Linked DNA regions of Mus musculus: region 2 is linked to region 1. A link is a loop called in an ENCODE intact Hi-C map of the cell type or tissue named here. Cell type or tissue: left cerebral cortex. All regions are shown on one strand.

Region 1 (2,500 bases):
GCCTAGCATGGCTGTCCCCTGAGAGGCAGTACCAGCAGCTGACTGAGACAGATGCAGATACTTAGAGCCAACTATTGTACTGAGGTCAGGGACCCCTATGGAAGAGTTATGAGAAGGATTGAAGGAGGTGAAGGGGATGGCAACCCCATAGGAAGAACAACCATATCTACATTGTCTTTTAAAAACTCTCACACATACATCATATTATCCAGTCTGCACTGAGATTTTGCATATGGAATGCAGCGTGGATCAAAGTTCACTTAGTCAGTTTTCCAGAACTAGTTGTTGAGTTCTGATGTCTCCAAGTAATGGCCCTTTTCTTTTGCCAAGAGCAAGTGATCCATCTAAGCTGTAGGCTATTTTGGGACTCTTCATTCCTTCCCACTGCCTGGGTTGCCTTTGTCTTGACTCTGGTACTATGCTCTCTGACTCTCCTGCTTTATCAACTAGAAAATCAGGTTTGTTGACTCTGCAGAACCTCTCTTCTCACAACTCCTCATCTGCATTTAAGATTCATCTCAGCAATGCCTTAAACAAACAAACAAACAAACAAACAAACAAACCAACCAACCTATGGACATTTTGATGCTAGCATTTAAGTCATAGATCAGTCCATTTTTATTTTTATTTTTTTTAACTTATCAAAATAAACTCTTCACATTCATGGTAATGGCTCATCTGGACTTAGGTTTTCATCAATCTCCTTTGGAAATGAATGCTTTATAACTTTCAACATAGACGGTTTACATTTCTTTTGTCAACCTTGTATCCACATTACCCTAAAGGTCCTCTTGGTTTTCTTGCCCATCTCTGATGACTTATTGCCAGGCTATAGGAATACAATTGAGTTTTAAATGTCAGGGACCTTGCAACTTTCCAGCAATTTCTTCTTTATACTGCTTTTTAAGATTCTTTCAGATTTCTTATGTGTGCTGGGAGACCATCTGGAACTAGAGAATTTACATTTTCCTTTCTAATAGGAGACTATGTTCCTCTTTTCTCTTTCCAAAAACTGAGTATGTGTATGTTCGTGCTGCCCATATACATATGGAGGCCACAAGACAACCTTGGGTGCTATTCCTCAGGAGTCAGCGACTTCATTTTTGGAGGCAGGTTTTCTTACTGGCCTAGAACTCAACAGTCAGGCTAGGCTGCCTTGCCAGTGAGTGTCCACCATGCTCCTGTCCCCACTTCCCCTGCCCCAGGATTATAAGCATCTGCTGCCATATCTGGCTTTTTTTTTTTTTTTAAACATGGCTTGTAGTGGTTGAACTAATGTCCTAATATTTGCAAGTCAAGCATTTTTTTCTGAGTCACTTCTCCAGGCTGCCTTTTTCTCTTTATCTCTCACTTTCCTTCTCCACTTCTCTTTCTCTTTTTCTTTTCTCTTCCCCTTCTTTCAGACCCCCTTCCTCCCTCCCCTAACTTTCTTTTTCAGTTTTGTTCTGCCATGCCCTCACACTGACATGATCCCTGTCTCCCCACAGATCCACGGCAGTGGAGCTGGTCAAACACAGGCTGAACCTATAGATCCATGAGCCAGGACAAACCTCTCCTTTCAACTGTTTCTCTTCTATGTAGATACACATGAGATACCACAAGCAAAATCTAACAAAGGGTGCAAGCCCCAGTTTGTCTCTTTGGCAACTGATATGTTCATGATATTCTTGTGAGTAAAGCCAGTGATTCCTGAGCAACCAGTTGTGGTTTTGATCTCATGCCAAGGCATCATATCTAATCAGAGAGTCATGAGACTCTCCATTGGCCTCTAATATATATTTAGCAAGAGCAGAGTCACTGTATTAGAGACCTATAGCCTCACTCCAGGGAATGTCACAGACTGCTATTGCCAGGAGTGTGCCAGAGACCTGAGAGTGAGGTCAAGTTATGCATAAGAATTGCCATTGCAGAATATGGCCTGAAGCCAAAGTCAAATCCTGTCTCGACCACTTTGTGTGTCCTTGAACGAATTGCAGTGAGGACATTGATCTTGGATTTCAGAGAGCTCTTGTGACAAAACGTATGTGGAAGAAAAACCCTCTGAACTGTGACATGTTGCAGAGCTTCGAAGGCTCTTGTGAGCCTCACGACCAGTGTGTGCAGAAGTGGGTGGGGATGATATTGTGACTGTACCTCTTTTCTAAGTGTTGTAGTCTGAGGGCGCCGACAGCTTCGGGCTTTTGAGGGTATATTCTCACCCTCTAAAGAAGATGAATCAGGGACTCTCTAACCAGGGGAACCCCCTTGCCCATATGGTGTAGTCATGTGTACGTATGTACATGTATGTGAGGGTACATGTACAAGCCAGAGATCAGTGTGTAACATGTTTCTGTATCATACTCCACTTTATTTTTTGATTAGGGATAGAGTCCCTCGTTGAGCCTGGATCTCTCGAATTAGCTGGCGGTGAGCTCCGAGGACCCTCCTATCATGGCCTCCCAGCACTAGGATTGCAGGAGCAAACCTCTGTGTCCAGATTTTTCTGTGCATCCTGGGGATT
Region 2 (2,500 bases), 270 kb before region 1:
ACAGTAAAGTTTGATGACCCTTGTTTTAGAATCATGCCAAAGGGCATCATGTGAGAAACTCAGTTATGCAACGCAGCAGGTTTGTAGTCTCTGCCTTACTTGATTCTGGCAAAGGATATGTAAGAGGTTAATTTTCACAGCTCTTCTGAAGCAATCCAAACCAATTTAATACTGCTCATGAAATTCATATAAACCATAAGGAGCTCTGAAAGGCACCCTCATCAAAGGTCATGATCGATTATAACTACAACTTCTAGACAACTGAAAGGCCAGCAATGGCTTCTCCAGCTTCTAAAAGCAGGAGCGGTGTGTCCAGATTGGCCAGCATTTTCTCTGTTGCTAGAAGCACCATTATTTTATGGCTTCTGGAAAAAGATATAAATGAGGCAGGGAACTGCTGTGTAAGGGCTGTTCACCCGATCTTTCTCCTGTACAACATTTATGGTGCCCTTTCAAGATTGAGAACTCATAATCTTGTCCGCTGTGGATTAGTTAATATTTAATCTTTAATTGATTTTTTATTACATTAGAAAGGAGCACAATAAAATGTTATTTGTGCCAACAGAAACAGTATGATAGTGCTACCAATCACTTCTGGAGGGGGTAGTCAGAACATGGTGCTAGTTTGCAGTGTTCTGAGCCAGTCTTCAGTCTTCCACCTCTCTCCATCCAAGCAAGCTCTCAAACCCTCTGATTTCAAATGCCATCAGTGTGTTTATTCAAACACACATATGCCATTTTTCTCACAAGTTGTCTACATGCAACTACCTGGTCTTTATAATGGACTCTCTAGGTTCTGTTTAAATCACCCTTGACCTGGCCATATTAGTTTGCATGAATTTAAATGAGAAAAGGTCACTTCTGAGGTATTAAAAATATAGTTTATGTAAGTCTGAAGAACTCCATTAGTTCACAAATGAATCTCTCCATTTTCTGCAAAGGTCCCTATAAGAGCTCAACCACAAAGCCCATCTAACCTGAAAGCATCCAACACCATCAGTAGGGGGCAGACTGTGCTCAACTAAAATCAGAGCTACTTGATGGGACTCCAGCCAGCATCTTCATAGGTACTCCCAAAGTCTTGAGGCCCAATGACAATGAACAATCAGAGACTCAATTTTGTGCTTCACATAGAGGGTGGAGAATATCTTCTCCAGGCTAAACAGTTGGGGATGGTGCTGTAAGCTGTTGGGCAGAGTTCAGGGGAGCTCTTATAGTTAGCAACCATATCTTCTTCTTGTTCCTCTTCCTTCAGCCATCCCAGTACCTGCTCCTACACCTGAATTCTAGCTGTGGCATTTCCTCAAAGCTGGCGTAGAAAGTATGCATATTTCCTCTTTCTAAACCCCACATTTGCAATGAATACCTAGCAAACGCCTAAGTACCTTCTAATTTGACTACTAATTTTCATGTGCAGAAGCTCCGAAGCTGTGATGTCTTCCTGATGGCAGCTCCATAAAACAATATTCAGAGCTCTCTCTCTCTCTCTCTCTCTCTCTCTCTCTCTTTTTTTTTTTTTAGATGGGAGCTGAGGCACCTAGACATCAAGTTCTCCAAAGTCACATTGTGACAATGGGCTAGAGCCAGTTCCATGCAGTCTGGAGTTCAGGCTGGTGAATATCCTACTCCTAGCTTCTCAGGGACAAATATAAGGGGAAGGGTGACTGTAAAGAGGCAGAGGTGTTGGTTAGGAGAAACCATCAGGTGAGGGACAAACAGAACAAGGACTGTCCCTGGGAGATGACAAGGGCATTGTGAGAGCCAGGCTGCAAGGAGTGGCCTTGGGCCTGAGGCACAGTGCTTCCAGGGAGATCAAAGCCCCAAGCATGGCTTGTTGGTATTTATAAGGATAGGGGCTGAATGGGGTCATTAGTCCAGGATAGTTAGAACTACAATGACCCAGAGTGGAGATTTTTCTGGCTCTCTAGAATGACTTGAGAGGAATTCCCCCAGAAGACCAAATAACAACTTCCAATTGAAGAGAATATCATAAGGAACAGAAGATTCTCCCACACCCAGGGAGGCAGACATCTAGCTGAGGCCCAAGACTTAGGATATACAGTCCCAGGTATGGGTCCTTGGGCAATACAGCAGCACATAAGTTCTTGTCACCCTCCTGTACCTATGCAGATCAATCTTTCCAGTGGCCAGACATCTGAATCAAAGACCGAAAGATAACTTCATCTTTAAAAATGCATGTAGAGCTGCTTCCCCACCTGGGTGAGATCAGGGACCCAATACCCTCTCACACACTACAGTCTGTCTGCCTCCCAGGGGGTCTGAAGTAACCACGGTCACAGGAGGCCTTCTCTAACCAGAGACTCAGGAGGTTGATCCTAACCAGAGATAGCACTGCCTACCTACCAGGAGACTGGTTCTAACCCAGGTCACAGAGCTCTACCTGCCTCCAAGGAGGCCAGTCAGAAGATTCTGGACAGATGTCATTCAGAACCTAAGAGACTACAAATGCTCGTCTAGTATACTATACCCAGCAAAACTC

The links. Peaks named below come from ENCODE experiments on the same cell type or tissue, not always from the same donor. Only the 100,000 strongest peaks of a DNase experiment are listed, where the experiment ranks them.
Region 2: it touches region 1 in a loop (7-fold over the local background); 21 of 42 quality-filtered maps call a loop at or near these places.

Annotation. Positions count from the first base shown.
Region 1 is chr2:68,786,691-68,789,190 of GRCm38, reverse strand. No RefSeq gene overlaps it. Among named protein-coding and RNA genes, the nearest start is that of Gm36174, 34 kb to the left of the region's middle. In left cerebral cortex, no CTCF peak of the experiment used is centred here; a DNase peak (open chromatin) is centred at 1,057.
Region 2 is chr2:69,060,023-69,062,522 of GRCm38, reverse strand. The region is part of intron 6 of Cers6 (ceramide synthase 6); the gene reads right to left. Among named protein-coding and RNA genes, the nearest start is that of Gm39840, 69 kb to the left of the region's middle. In left cerebral cortex, a CTCF peak has its summit at 995 (motif pointing right); a DNase peak (open chromatin) is centred at 1,016.